Regions from separate parts of the Mus musculus genome. Here region 2 is linked to region 1. Evidence: chromatin loops called from intact Hi-C (ENCODE). Cell type or tissue: heart. All regions are shown on one strand.

Evidence for each region. Hi-C counts contacts between places; a loop is a spot of excess contacts. Peaks named below come from ENCODE experiments on the same cell type or tissue, not always from the same donor. Only the 100,000 strongest peaks of a DNase experiment are listed, where the experiment ranks them.
Region 2: it touches region 1 in a loop (1.8-fold over the local background); 4 of 42 quality-filtered maps call a loop at or near these places.

What each region holds. Positions count from the first base shown.
Region 1 is chr8:61,830,028-61,838,027 of GRCm38, reverse strand. The region is part of intron 2 of Palld (palladin, cytoskeletal associated protein); the gene reads left to right. Among named protein-coding and RNA genes, the nearest start is that of Palld, 69 kb to the left of the region's middle. In heart, no CTCF peak of the experiment used is centred here; DNase peaks (open chromatin) are centred at 4,627, 5,827 and 6,967; H3K27ac peaks cover 262 bases.
Region 2 is chr8:61,772,854-61,780,853 of GRCm38, reverse strand. All of the region lies in intron 2 of Palld (palladin, cytoskeletal associated protein), which reads left to right. Among named protein-coding and RNA genes, the nearest start is that of Gm51576, 91 kb to the right of the region's middle. In heart, no CTCF peak of the experiment used is centred here; no DNase peak of the experiment used is centred here.

The DNA of each region.
Region 1 (8,000 bases):
TTGTTCAGACAGATTAGTCTTATTTTCCTGAATCTAATAAAGGTTTCTCCACACACTAAGCTGTTTGCTCAGTTGGATATCTTGGCTTGCTAAATGGGAAACCCAGCATTTGGAGAAGAATCCGTGTGGAAGTACCATGTATTATTTACGACAGCTATGGTTGGAACTATTGTTTATTCCCTCCATCCATAGCCCCCGTTACACCCTGTGTAGTGCCTGACATAGAGTTCACCATCACCAGGTCCATGGCCAGTGCAGAAATCACCATAGCCAGCAGAAGAAGCCAACTGGCTCATTTTTATGGCTATAGGAAACATCTGGCTATTGATCTTTGTGAAGCATTTGATGTATGAGAAACCGTTGTTATTAGGCCATTTCTTCTGCCATGGCTTGTTTGTGTGACTTTTTCTCTCCATTGAGAACATAATACTAAGACTTCTTTTTTCAACTTCTAATTGATTAAGAGAGCTAGCTAACTTTTCACTCTTCATTTCCCTGTTACGTTTCTTAATCTTCAGGCCGCCAATCTACGGCTGGTAGTAGGAGTCTGTCCATGTTGCAGTACTGATATTTTTCATCTGTTTCAATCTGGGGAAATCTGTAGAGCTACAAAATCATACCAAGAGACTCAGTGATCCAGGTCACACATTCCTCTGTCACTACAGATGGTCATGTCTATAGGTATGACCCTTACCTATAAATTTTTTATTTTTTTTTATTTTATTTTTATTTTTTATTTTTTTTTGGTTTTTCGAGACAGGGTTTTTCTGTATAGCCCTGGCTGTCCTGGAACTCACTTTGTAGACCAGGCTGGCCTCGAACTCAGAAATCCACCTGCCTCTGCCTCCCGAGTGCTGGGATTAAAGGCGTGCGCCACCACGCCCGGCCTAAATTTTTTAAAAGTAACAATATTATAAAGCTGTTGTAATGCTGACCCCCATAAGTACATTAAACTGTTTAAGGTTAAGTACATTCTTTTTTAATCATTTTATTTTTACATGCATGGATGTTTTGCATATATATATGTATATGTATATGTATATGTATATATATATATATATATATATATATATATATATATATATATATATATGCACATTACATGTGTGCCTAGTCCTCATGGAGACCAGAAGATCCTATCTGATCCCCTAGAACTAGAGTTACAAGTGATTCTGAGCTGTGCTGAGGTGCTAGGAGCCAAACCTGTGTCTTCTGGAAGAGCAGCCAGTTCCCATAACCACTGACTCATCTCTCCAGTCCACATAAGTAAACTGTAAAGGAGTTTTAATTAAGAAGCAAGTAATTTAAACATCCTCATACTTTCATATGCTAAGAAACCTTTCTCCGTTCTTGCTTTCATCCCTTTCCAGTAACAAACCTGACTTGAGAAAAGTAGCAGAATGTAATTGTTGGGCTCTGTCAATATGAGCCATCAGTTCTCTGGTGAAATGAAGAGCTTCGGTAGTCTTTAAAAGACAAACATAGCTCATTGCTCTACTAGTCGTCAGTATGATTTCAGTGGAGTAAAATGCATCTTACACAGAATGGGAGGAAATGCACCAAAGAGAAATAGCCTTTATAACATCAGAGTTTTGAGAAACTCTCCTATATTTCTATCCTTTTAATTACTTAATGAGAAGTAAGAGATTTATTATTTTAGTTTCTTCTACCGAGAGGCATTTAATGGAGTTTGAAATAAAAATATGGAATATAAATCTACCATTACTAAAGACGTCCTCTTCCCCCTCCCAGAAAAGTATGCTTGTCTATGATCTCCAAATGGTAGCAATAAGAGCTAAGGGGGTATATGCCAATGGTAGTTGGGAACACAGTACAGAATAAAAAGCTATAGAAAACAATGCTATCTGAAACAATCATGGATGACCAGAGACTCTTCAGTGGAAAAGGGAAGGATGCCTGGATTTGCCTACAGGGGGGGAGATGGGACCACTCTATTCAGACCTGAGGCCTGCTGGAGAAGTATGTTATCCTCTGGGCTTCTTCAAAAGCATCCTTGAGGCTATTCGTTTTAGAAATCTGGCTCTGAGTGTTTATTAGAAGTAAGGATCTTCAATTAGCACATCAATCATCCCTGCCTCTGCTTTGTCATAAAACTAAAAGCAAGAGGCTGAAGGAGCTGCCATAGTAGGACATGAACCAGATGTTCTGTTTCTGGATGGACTTCCCAAGTGTAACAGACTCAGAATAGAGATACAGTTCACTCCAAGGCAATTGCTTTAATCCCTCGTTATTCATCTATGTATTCGGTATCATGTGCAAGCTGGACACTTCATTCATGATTTATCTAAAAGGTTGCATTCAGGTGGCATAGTTGTTAAAAGATATGGATTCTGTTCTGCAGAGAGAGGCTCAGGTGCAAATGGTGTCACCTAAAAGTGTACTCTTCAGTTATTGTAAGTCTCCATTTCCCCTTTGTAAAATGTATCTAAGACAATCTAAAAGGATAACACTGTGGAACAGAGAAAAATTTTAACCTCTAAGCATATTTTTTATATTACATATATTTTTTAAAATTTTTGGCTACATTTAATTAAGAATGTGTTTGTGTATGTATGTATGTATATGTGTGTGTATATGTGTATGTGCATGTGTGTATGTATATGTATATATATATATATATATATATATATATATATATATATATATGTGTGTGTGTGTGTGTGTGTGTGTGTGTGTGTGTATGTGTAGAAAGAGTATGCATAGCAAAGCATGCATGTGAAGGTCAGGGGACAACTTAAGATAATCCATTCTCTCTTTCCATCCTTTGGGTCCCAGGGATCAGACTCAGGACATCATTGATTGGTAGGCAGCAAGTACTTTCACTCAATGAGCCTTCCCACCAGTCCTCTCAGCAAAGTTCTTAACACATGTTGTGTGTTTATAAATGGTACCATACTTCTAGTACCTTTACAAATAGGAAACAGGAGTTAAAGAAAAAAAAACTGATTTTTTTTCTTACAGTCACTTTTTTTTTCAAAAATGGAACTTTTGAGGTAAAATTTTGCATAAGTAAACAGAATACAGTATAGTATTTTTAAGTATGCAAATTAATACCTGAATATCCTGAACTAAAAATAGTAGGGACAGAGTTATGTTGCACTAAGCTTGACAACTTTCTAGTACCCATATGAAGGAAGAGCAAAACTGACTCCCACAAGGTGTCCTCTGACCTCCACACATATGCTGTGTGCACATGGAGGTGTACACACACACACACACACACACACACACACACACACACACCTACATGTAATCAAATAAATAAATAAAAGTTTTAAGAGCTATTTATTTCTAAAGCAAAAATACCCATTCCTTGTGCAAAGCTTAAGATCTTTATTCTGTCCTAGCTTATAAAGCATTCAGTTATATTTGTGAAAAAAATCATTGTTAGTATCATTTAATATTAACTTTAATATCCTCAAACTGACTTAACAATAAAATAAAAATGAATATGGGAAAGTACAGAAGTTTGTGTTAGCGAGAAAGACACAGGATGAAGTATCAAAACTTGAGGGCACCACCCAGATGCCTTCAGACCCATTGTATGCTGTGTATCCAACATTCCCTTGCATCTGAGTCATGCAGCCTAAAAGGAGTGAGGCCATTGTCTAAAGCTTCTGGCTCCATTTATTCTGAGTGCCTCCATGCACAGATTAGCCAGCAGACAAACTGGGGATCTGCAATCTCTCCCAAGAAGCATCTAAAACCACTGGCTCTGCACTCGGGTTTCCACTTGCTGTTTGTTTAATCTATGTTTGCCCTGTAGAGTTCCACATAACCAAGTAGGTTCCAATGAGTTGGAACCTATCCTATGGCAAAGGCCCCCACTGTTCTCCTAGCTGCTATGTGTCTCTTTAAGTATTACTTTGAACCCTAGCTGTTGTCTTTATCTCAATCTCAGCACGAAGAAGTAGACCAACTGAAGGAGGAAACCATTCAGAGCCTATTGCCCTTGTCTACTATCCCCTTTGGATACGTGGAATACATGGAAATTATCTTTCCTCATCCCACGGTGGTGGTGTAAAGGTTAGCAGGTTCATAAGGAAGCTGGGATAAATTCTTCAAGGACATCCATTAGGAGAGTCACTGCACTACACTGGCAGGCATTGATGGGTCCCTGAAAAAAGAAATGGGAGAGTCAGAACCCTGTGTCATGACCCAAAGAGAGTTTCTATCTTACATATGTTTGGGGAACAGAATCATATCACAAATCTAGGAGGCACTAGATAAAGTTAAATTGTAACTCAGTGTATCCTGGGACTGGGCTTGCACAAAAGAAGAAAGAACACAGGCCACAGCACATTTTGCCTATCAACTTTATGAACAGAGAGTGCAAGGGTGTGTGGACTGATTTCTGGGAGAGAGAGAGAAAGAAGCTAGGTTCAGTGATCTAACAAGCAGAATCTTCATAAACATGATCCACTTTCTAGTAAGATGCCCCATGTTCACTTTAATTCAGAAGCAACCTCCTTCAAGAACGAGAAGGTCCAGTCCCATGTAATTCTAAGAACCTATCATGCTGAGAGCGATGACCTTGCCTCCCCTCCCTCAGGGAGAACATGGTCAAGGCTGTGAGCCAGCACAGGGCAAGGAGACTCTCTACTAACCTCTTCCCTCCTGTCCACACATTTCCTGCCAGCAAGGAAGTGCGATAAGGGGGAAAGGTAAAGGGACAGAACAGTGTCCCAGTGGGCAGCTTTGCTTTCTCTGAGCTATGGCTTGCACTAACTCTGGGTCTCACTGAGTGCTTTTGTAGGTTCCCTGTAGTCTCACTCCTCAAGTACCCCTTAGCCTGGCAGAAACATTCTCATTTTGAGCCATGTAAGTGTCCTTTACCCCTGGCAGATCAGCTATTCACTGCTAGCCTCTCCTTTCTGTCTCACTCTCTTCTTAACCCATCCAGGGAGCCCTAGTGTATCTACCCTAACAGAATACATTTCCTACATTTACTGTTATATTCTCTGACCTCTCAGACTTCTGTCTTAGTTAACGTTTTACTGCCATGAACAGACAAGTCTTATAAGGACATTTCATTGGGGCTGGCTTACGGGTTCAGAGGTTCAGTCCAATATCATCAAGGTGGGAACATGGCAGCATCCAGGCAGGTATGGTGCAGGAGGATCTGAGAGTTCTATATCTTCATCTTAAGGCTGCAAGGAGAAGACTCACTTCCAGGCAGCTAGAGTGAGGGTCTTAAACTCATCCCCACAGTGATACACCTACTCCAACAAGGCCACACATCCTAATCGTTCCACTCCCTGAGCCAAGCATGTATAAATCATTACAACTTTCTTCTGGGATTTTCTGAAACAGACAGAACTCAGTCATCTTTATACTTCAGCTTTCTCAGGAACAAACTGGTTATTAGCCTTCTGTGTGTGCCAAATGCAAGGTCAAGTCCAGAACTCTATGCTTGTCCCTTCCTCCATCCCTAGGTTTGTAGCTAGGTGAGAGTACCCACTCTTCATTCCTTGCGCAGGAGATCCCTCCGGTAATGGGATACTAAGGGATTTGTTTTGCCAGCCTTTCTATCCTTTTTTGTTCTCTACCACTGTGTCCAGCCTGATTGAGAGTCCTAAAAGAGGTTTTTTTTTGGGGGGGGGGTGTGTTTTTTTAATCCTCTCATCTGTGGCTTTATTTCAAACCCACATGGCTGACTGGTACCTACCGTACTTGTGCTTCAGTTGACATAGAGGCCAGATAAGCACCTACTCTAGCATCCTGTTACATAAGTGAAAATGGAATTTCTTTGGAATGGTATCCATTGTCATTATGCCAGGACCTCATCATAATCAGCACTGCAAAGGAAATACCAGAGGAAGCAATAATGATCCGCCATTTGTTGTAAAGCCCGACCTAAGGTGTGTCTTTGTTCTATGTTTATATAATGGCAAGGTTCACTTTATAATGTAACTTTCCACATGGCAATTGAAATAGCAGACACAGAGGTTATTACAGGACTAGGGCGGAACATATGAACTACCCATATGGTTTTATGTGCTCTAAAATAGCATCTTACAGTTCTTATGTGGTGCTTAAAATCCCCCCTTTGACTCAAAGGGAATTGCAAAGTCTTTATCAAGAAATATTTTCCTGGGAAGAAAAGAGTAATGTGAAGAAAGCACCCTGGGACTTTTAAGCATACCAAGCCTTTCACACTATACTGCATTTTATTTTGTCTGCTAGGGCTCTTTGTTTCTGTAGTCTCCAAAGAGGAAAGCCTGTGTAATAGCTGATCAGTGCCATTAGCAAGAGTATAAGAAGGTGAACCTTAGTGTAGCTTTGCTGAAAGGGAAGCAGGCAGTCATTGAAAGTTGAGAGTATGTGATGTTGATCCCACCCTTCTGATAAATAATGCAGGAATTATTTGTTCTTACACTCAGCAAAGGACAGCTGCACCTGGACACTGGACTTCACCACCAGAAAAGAGAATTAAATCAAAAGACAAACACTGCTGAGCTATGTTAGGATAATGAGTTCAAATATACATATTTCAAATAGAAGAATCTCACTGCAGTGCTGACATAGGGACAATGGGGAATATGGAGTTTTGGAAATAAGGAGAAGTGTAAACCAGAGGTCTCACCCAACTCTCACTGAGACATGTTTGGGTCCATAAGGCATCTAAATGACTGTGTGTGTGTGTGTGTGTGTGTGTGTGTGTGTGTGTGGTCACTGTTTATTTCATAGGACTATTTAAAATGGTCCTGTTTAGTAAAATGCAGGGGTGTGATAACACAGGAGTAATTTCACAGCAACCATAGATTGTGGTGGGTTATGGTTTCAGCTTGTGAAACAAACTAGTTCAGTTATACTAAATAAAATGCATGACCTCTAAGAAAAGGCCCTCGAATCCTTTAAGGGCACTCGCTCTCCACAGTGACAGCCTTCACCTTACTCAATCCCTCAAGAATGAAGATGCTCATCCAGTAACCCTGCCAGCCAGGAAGGAAACAGACGCTGGGAAGTGTTAGGACTGAACACAGTGTTGACATTGCAATCCGAAACTACCCGGCAGCCTCTGGTATCAGGTTCACACATAATCTGAACCAGACAGATTTCTTTTGAAACATTGCTTAAAAGTGGCTTAAATTGGAACACGAATACTGCAAATAGCAGGAAAGTGATTATTCTCAGCAATCCACATGAATTAAAAAGCATTAAATCAAAGTGACTTGTGCTGCCTTCAAAAGGAGTGGCTGTTCCACGGTGCCTATTTCAGGAATCATATTATTGGGGAACCAGGTACGAAACTCATGAGTCTATTCATACCTATATTTGTCTACCTGTTCTTGTAAGCACTGTAGTAAGACTATGAGCTCTGTAGAAGGTAGATCCAACTGCACTGTCGTGGAGTTTTAACCTGTAAGTACATTTTTATAAAAATCTGGTTTTCATTTCGTTGGTTGGCTGGTTTGGTTTTTGCTATTTGGTAAGATAACCCTATGGTACTGGAAACAGGTGTATATTTATTCAGTTGGTCAGGCAAACGTTATATGCCCCAGTACAGGGGAATGCCAGGGCCAAAAAATGGGAATGGGTGGGTAGGGGAGTGGGGGGGGCACTTTTGGGATAGCATTGGAAATGTAATTTAAGAAAATACATAATAAAAAAAGAAAAAATAAAAGAAATGCATATACACAGATAATACTGCTATAAGGAGGATGTTGCTTATAAGTCATTGACTCTAAAAAGCAGGATGACCTAGAATAACGGGGTAGGCACTGTCTGTGGAAAATGGGAAAGGATTTGTCTTGAAGATGAAAATGTCTTAAGTGGATGCCACTATGCCCTGAAGCTGGGAAGATACCAGGCTTGTACAGCTCCAGCCAGAGGCCAGATCCTACAGACTCCTGCAAGCCCTCTCTGGATGGACCGAAGACCATGGAGACCCATGGAGTTACAGTAACAGACACTAAAATTGGGCCTCATTAAAATGTCTCCATGATTAAAGACAAATTGTAATACAACTAAGAAGT
Region 2 (8,000 bases), 57 kb after region 1:
CCTGTGAGTAACAGGCAGTGTGATTTAATGTGGCTTGAGCCCACAGAGGCTTGCGTTTTCCTGTAATAAGAAGCCGGGCCTTGTGGAGATGATGGGAGATGATGCTGGTGTCTGCTCATCAGCTGATCTTTCAAAGCAATCTCTCAGGGATCCATGTACAAACGGGTTCAGGAGGGAAAGCCAATTTTGTCAGGTTTTTGGTCATGCAGATAAGATCACGTGTTAATGGCATCCTTTTAATCACAGGGCACAGGGAGACCTTTGTTGCCATAATACACAAGGCTGCATATGACCCCAGTTTTCAAAAATCTTGCTCATGCCCAGGTTTATCATCAAATCTGCCTCCTACATACGTATGTGGGGTGTTTAGTCCCTGGTTGGAACAACTGACTAGCTTAAAGAACCTCAGGGCCTAATCCTGTGTGCCAGGAACTCTAACTGGACTGTTGGTCCTCAGTGACCACGCCCTTGCTGGACTGGCCTGACCATCAGCAAACTGAGTAGATTTTTGTTTTTTCCTCTCTAAAGTCTGTGAAGTGACATTTGCCTCTGTGTCCTCAGAGTTGATGCAGTTAAAGGTCGTACTTTCTCCTAACAACCTCCACCAACAATCAAATCCACAGCCATCCATCCCACCATTTGGCTGTGACATCTAAGCTTGCAAGGTTCTGCTATAAATCACTCCCCACTCCCCTGAATTGATTGCCTGAGGTCTTCTGAGCTGAGTTCTAGCACACCTTGCCAGGCAGACAGACACCAGAGATCCTGTAGCTCAAATACAGAGTTGTAACACTCTGCCTTGTTGTTATCATGTGTTGAAATAACAATAAGACACTTAGATAAAACCCCTCAACACAAGATCCCATCGATGTTTCCATTTGACAGATGTACGTTTTACAAGACTTTCAGTTTGTGGATCACTGAAACAAAGGCCTTTGAAGTCTTAGTCCATGACCAAGCTATAGCAAATTCTAAGGGTCAAATTTAGGTCCTAGTGTCTGTCCATTTTGAGGTTCTAGTGTCTGAAATCTGAGCACCATTTTAACCCATGATGCCGCAGACAGACTGTTGTAGTTTTGGGTTAGTTTATGTAGCCTTCCCCAGTAAATCTTCAAGGTTGCTTGCTTCTTTCTGTTATTGCAAGCACTCATAGGCTATGATCTCTATGAATACAGTTAGACACACAAGTATGAATATATTCAACCTTTCTCCAACTTCCCCAAAGAGATCTAGTAAGACCTGAAGTGCTCTTGAAATCTGAGTTTATGCATGCCTTCATATTCAGAAATCATATTTCTGGTTCCCTCTCATTATAGAAATTATTGTCCATCATTTCCCTGGGATGATTTTCATGATCTATCTGTACCCAACACATGAATGGTGGTAATCCTGGTTTTAGAGAAGTCTCCACTTTTTCTCCCGATTTGAGGTTGACTTTCCAATAGCCATGACAGGCCTATGTCAATCAGGCCCCAACTCCACAGACGTACACTAATCAAAGCATTTCTTGGATACATTGTGGCCTAATGATTTTACCCAATGTATACCTGGGTATTATTCTTTGGGTCTGAAATCTTAATATACCTGTTCCCTCAAAATAAAGTAAATTCAATGAGCTCAATATGCACCTGCTTTCTAATACATCTCAACATGGCTACCCAGCCTAGAGAAACAGAGATGTATCACCAAGAATTGCCTTTAAAAACTCTGTCTCTGGTTTACTTGAGGCTTCTTGGGGACAGAGTGGAATGGTCCACATTTGTGCTGAGTAGAGTGAGCTTCCTGACAGTCTTCTATCACTCTGAAAGCAGACAACAACACAGAGAATCTTCCCTGGAAGAGGGTGAAGAAGGAAAACCAATCTTCCTTCAGGATCAGTGTCTAAGAAACTATAAAATTAAAAAAAAATCTCTCATGTGTCTCTTCACTGTGGTCAGACCTGTTGAGACTCTGTCCTAAGAAACCACCTTGCTCATGTGGTTCTGCTGAGTCCACCTCCCGGACACTTTGTCCTTCTTGTCTTCCTTTAGGAACAAGTAGAAAAAGTGAAAATATTCTGGGAGGTGGCATGAGAGAAAAACCTAAGTTTTGAATGTGATTCTTCAAAATGCACTTACCCATTTCCATATGTTAAAAGTAGAGGTCTTATTACCTTATAGGCAGCCATGTATTTAGGCTGGGCATGAGGCTGTATGGACAAAGAATGGTTAATATAGTAGTTAGGAAAGCTCTGGGCAATCTCAGATGTAGTAGCCACCCAAGTTTGGTGTTCCCAATGAATGGTGACAGAGGAATATTACGGAAGTGACTGTCCCAAATTAGGTACCATGCTTTTCATAGCCATGCTTCATCAGCAAACATAGACCATGAGTCTTTTCAGAGTCTCTCAGCTCAGCATACTGTCCCCAACCCTAATCATTGCCTATTAGCTTCATCTTTTCCTCCTCTTTTGGGCGTGTGTCAACACTCAGTAATCATGCTGCATCCTGTGTTCCAGATAACAATGCCAGAAATAGTCACAGGTTTTACGCATTGGCTGAAAGGGTGAGGTTGTAAAATACACATATTTCTATTTGAGGGGAAGGCAGTAGTGAGATGAGTCCTACCTCCTTTGGCTGCTGTGTGGAGTGAGCTCAGCACTACACTTCCAGATACAGGGTAATTAGAAATAATGAGTCGCTGGGATTACCCCAAGTTTTCTGAGGACCTGGAGTGTGCCCCAGTCATACTGGCTTTGAAGATGAGCATTCATAATGATAAAAGTAAGGGAAGTAGATTATACTAATTCATTGGTACATAGCCAAAGACAATCTTAAAAGATGGCAGTGATACCACATAAGTAGTATGTACACAATAAATAAATAATGATGGTAATAAATAATAATAGATACCACGCAGTCATGCCAACAACCGTGTTAAAAAAAATGAGTTGGAGAGCTCTACATGTATTCAACTGCCTTAACCTAACACTGTTATCCTTCTGGTTAGGAGCTAGGAATTCATTTAAAGACTGGAGAATTTGATCGATCTCTCTCTCCTCTCTCTCTCTCTTCTCTCTCTCCCCTCTCTCTCTCTTCTCTCTCTCCTCTCTCTCTCCTCTCTCCTCTCTCTCCTCTCTCTCCTCTCTCCTCTCTCTCCTCTCTCCTCTCTCCTCTCTCCTCTCTCCTCTCTCCTCTCTCCTCTCTCCTCTCTCCTCTCTCCTCTCTCCTCTCTCCTCTCTCCTCTCTCTTCCCTTCCCCTTCCCTCCCTCCATTCTCCTCTCCCTCCCTCCCTCTGTCTGATAAAGAAACGTAGTAAGTAAGGGTTATGATACACAACTCTGTCTCTACAGATGGCGCCTTAGCTCTCAAGAAGAATCTGGAGTCTCTTTACTGCTTGGCTTAGTTCCTGCCCTTTGCCTCTTCTTTTCGATCATATCAGTACACATTAGTCTTCTTTGGAATGTCTTAAAAGTTATGAACTGCACTGCTATTTTTTTAAAGATGCTGAGAACTATGTGGCTCATGTTTTGAAAATAATAATAATGCTGTATTAATGGGAGATCTGATGGCTATAACCATCCTGCCCTGGGAAAGGCCCAATTTGCTGCCTCTAGACGAAAGGGGGCAGGAGACCAGCCACCCTGACTGTGTTTTGCCAAAGATTTCCTCTTATCTGAAAATTGCTCATGTGTGTATCATCCATGTTTGAAATAAGTCTCTGTGCTTTGGAAAATCAGAAAGCAGTGATAAACAAATGGGTTTCTCATGGCAAGCTCCCGGGAAGCTTTGTGTACACTTTTACAAGTGTTTGTGAAATGGTCTCATGGCATCTTTGCGTTTGCACTGGAAGCTCCTGCTGCTGCCTATCCACAGACACAGATGCAGTTGTAGCCCTGTTCTGTGTATTTCTCACTCTTAATATTTTAAGAAACCACAGGAATAGAACTTAAAGCAAAGTAGAGAAGCCAAAGTGCCGTGACATGATAGCAATTCTAGTAACAAAGGCTTCTCTTGTTTCCAAACTGCGTGATCCTCCGTCACCCTCCAGATCAAACCCCGTTTGCTCTGTGTGGGAAAACGGAATGTCAGGGAGCCATCTGAACTGCCCATAACTGAACACAAGGGGAAAGGACAACAGCAGCCGCATTGGCAACAAGGCATTTAAAACACTCTGGGTTTTAGATTCCTCATATGTGAGGGGAGCAGAGCCAATAAGCACTGGTGCGTGGATGTGGCGGGGCTGATTGATTGGGAGCCCATGATTAAAGGAACAGAATAGGAACATGAACTGCTATCTATCAGGCTTGGCTCGGAGTCCTTGCAATGCATCTTTTGGATACTTCTGCAATAGTCTCCAGGGGAAGATGCTGGGCGTGGGGGGTTGGGGGAGGTTGCCGAGGGGACTTTTACAAAGCATTGCTTTAAAACATTCCTACCTATAAAGAGCAGAGAGGATGGAACTTATATTCGTACTTCAGGTTCACACACTCTCTGTCACAAACACTATATAAATAAATACATACTGGTTTTTGTCTTCCCCTAAAGCTACATGTGGCATATACCACAAAGGACTTGAGTATCGGGGAAAGGAAAATGATTTATCTTCATTATCGTCTCTCCACACATGCTTTTTGTAATCATGAAGACATTTCGCCTTACAACTTCACAAGGAAAATAACCAAGCTTGGGGGCTGAGAGCTGGGATCTGGCCCGAATCCATTTGGTGGCAAAAGGAATTCTTAAGTACTGACATTACATTTCAACAGGGCATGAAGAAGAGATTTACATTCCTTCTTGGATTAAGTTTTGCTTTTTATATTCAATCTCTTTCCATAATCAAAAGCACGTGTCCCACACCTTGCCAGCTCTGCCAATGGCAGACTGACAGATGGATCAGCATGGGGTAGTCCACAGGGCAGAGCTCTGAGACGTCTTGTGTCTAAAAGACCAGTTCACTGCACTGCCAGCCTGAGGAGGACTTGGGACTCTTCCTGTACTATCTTTGAGGTGTCAGTCACAAAAGCACGGAACGTCCACTCTTCTGAGTCCTACCAGTGACTCCCTTAGAAAAACACACGTGCAGAAACCTTCAGGTTTAAATAATCATTGCCTTGTGGTCAACACAGAAGAATCCACAGTCAATTTATGAGGTCTTTCACTTCATGTTATGGATGAAAAAGTTTGTTGCTAGCAGGAGAAAGCAATTTATGGTATGACTATTAAGGGAGAGACTCTCTCCCTATCCTCTCTGTCTTTCTCTTTCCTTCCCCCAGCCCCCCCCCCCCTTCCATCTTTATTCTTGGCTTTCATTTTCAAGACTGCTACAACATTTTTTTTATCTAATCCATACATATTCCTTGTGGCTTTGAGTTTAAACTGGGTTGTATTTCAAGAAGTCAACTTTAATTCTGTGACCAAAGAAGCCATACTCAGGGACTAGGGGAGGTAGCTCAATTGGTAGTTTGCTTGCCTGGCAAACATAAGGCTTTGGATTTGATCTTTAGTGCTGTATAAATTAGGAGTAACAGTGTGTGCCTATACTCTCAGCACTCAGAAACTGAAGGCAGAGGGATGAGACGTCTAAGGTCATCTATAGTTACATAGCAAGTCTGAAATCAGCTTGGACTACTTGAGATGCTGTCTAGCAAAATAGGACAAGAAACTGCCCTCAAAGATCCTACCTTCAGCCCATGCTCCCACTCCTGTCCTTTCCTCTGTCTTGATGGTTGCATGTATGTTCTCAGATAGCCACACCGTTTTTGTATTTCGGAAATTTTACACAATGGACTCTAAAATTTAAAACTATAAGAAAATTCATGCAGAAGAAGGTAGCTCACTGAGTTAAAAGACTGCTTTGTAGCTTTAAACCCTTAATTACAAAGGAGAAGTGAGCTGTGTCTCAGTTAAGGGCTGTGGCTTAGGGATGAGAACTCTATATAATTTTTTAGAAGGCTTCCCAGGTAATTCTTGAGACCCTAGGTTTTGGGTAACAACTTTCATGGGATTTTCAAAAATGGCCCAAGTTCTTCAGACCAAAGTGTTCTCCAAAGTGGGAACACTTACAGAAGCCCATTATAAGGTTGCTGTTACATACTGTATGTACAGTGTGGAGCCCATTATTACTAATTTCTCTCAGTAAATAACATCTTTCGTAATTATTACTTCTAGAAATAAGAAGCATCAGAAGCTGTGATTGTAATGTTTTCTCTGGCTGCTCCATTACCTGACTTTCTTCTGACTATCTGGTAAGGGACAGAGGAGGGAGGCTTAGATCGCATTTTGAAATCCCTGCTATTGCTTTGCACAGAAATCAGAATCAAGGTTCTATATTTTTCTTAAGGAAGAAGTAAACATAATACCGATGAGGCTGTGGGAGGGAAAGGATGGGAAGTTGTGTGGTGGGGTGGATCGTTCCAGTCCAAGAAACTCTTCTTGCTCTATTACCTGGTGATCTCAAGTAAGTGTAGTCAGTGCGTCAGTTTCCTTGTCCGTAGGATGGGGATCTTACTGGCTACAGATGGGACAAGTGAGTGAAATTCCATGTCAACAGGCTTTGGAAACAGTGAAGGACAGTGTGGTTCTTGGTACTTATTCAGACTCCATGCCACATCCCTGCAGACAGCCTGAGATCTTCAAGCACTTCTGCTCTGTGCCTGTTACTTCCTACTTTCAGGAGACTCTAAGGACAGAAACATTGGACACCGTCATTACCAGTTATTGTCTTTCCAAGGTCATGAGGTGTATTATTTTACAGATAATAAGACACTAAAACACATCAAAGTGTCTCGATTGTCTTTCAGCAAGCGTCAGACTTAGTCTCAGCTTAACCCTTTCAGTGTACAAAAACAATGGAGTATGGCAGGTCCAGTCATATTCAGATATTAGGAATAAATGTTAAATCCCTTCTAAATATAGTGCATGGCATGGGGGGTCAGCCTCATTCCATTCCAGTTTAAAGCTCTTGGATGACATCAGAGGTCAAAAATGCCACCTGTCACCTCTGCAATGCCCCAAGAATGAGTCTTATCTTCCAAAGAAAATACTAGCCACAATGAAATGTGTTTATTTATTCACGAGCTTCCTTTCCTGCTTAACCCATCACTTGTGCCATCTGATAGGTTGTTCTCAGTCCCACTGAGCATTAGTTTTTCAGATGGAGGTTTTCCCTCATCCATGGGCGGGTTTCCAGAAGGCAAGGCTAGTCACCCTTCAATTCAGTATCCAACAGATCTGAATGATCAGCATGCTATGTACAGCTTTTAAGGATATGGATGTCCACCCAAAGCATGTGGGCCTTTGTTTATGAGCATCTATAATGTGCCAGATATGTACAAAACACTGAGCCACAGATATAGACATAATCCTATCCACTTGGCCACCCATCAGCAAAGGGAGCGCATTACACAAAGAGACAAGGTGAAAAGTCGTTAGGTGAAGAATCATAGTCTAAAAAGGGAAGGAAACCATCCAAGGACACAGAGAAAGGACAGAGATTGAAGGATGAGTACACAGAGTTACAAAGGGCCTGAATAGGAAAGTGGTTGCTATGAATGAGCAGCTGAAAGAAGCCCAGCAGGCTGACGGGAAGGGAGCTGGAGGGGTAAGCAGAGGGCAAATCATACATGTCTTTCTTGTTTGATATTTCAGTGACTCTAACTCTTAATTTAATTGCAACTGGCAGCCACTTAGTCATTTTAGAGTGGGACATGACCTAATCCAGTCTGTACATTAAGATGCTGCTCTGGAGAAAACCAGTCAGGGGGCTTTTCTGCTGTCTGGGTTGGAAAATCTAGTGGCTTAGGGAGGGCCAGTATCATTGGAGATGGGATGAACTGTTCTTCATACTGGGTGGAGAATCTTTCATCAGAACCTCTGAAGATATCTGGATCCTAACAGCCCGAGGATGAGACTGGTGGAGAAGGAGTCGGGGTGTTAGTTAGAAAGAACAACTTGCAAGAACTGGGTCCACTACGAGTCTAGCCTTCTAGCCTCCTGAACCACCAGACCTAACTGTCACCA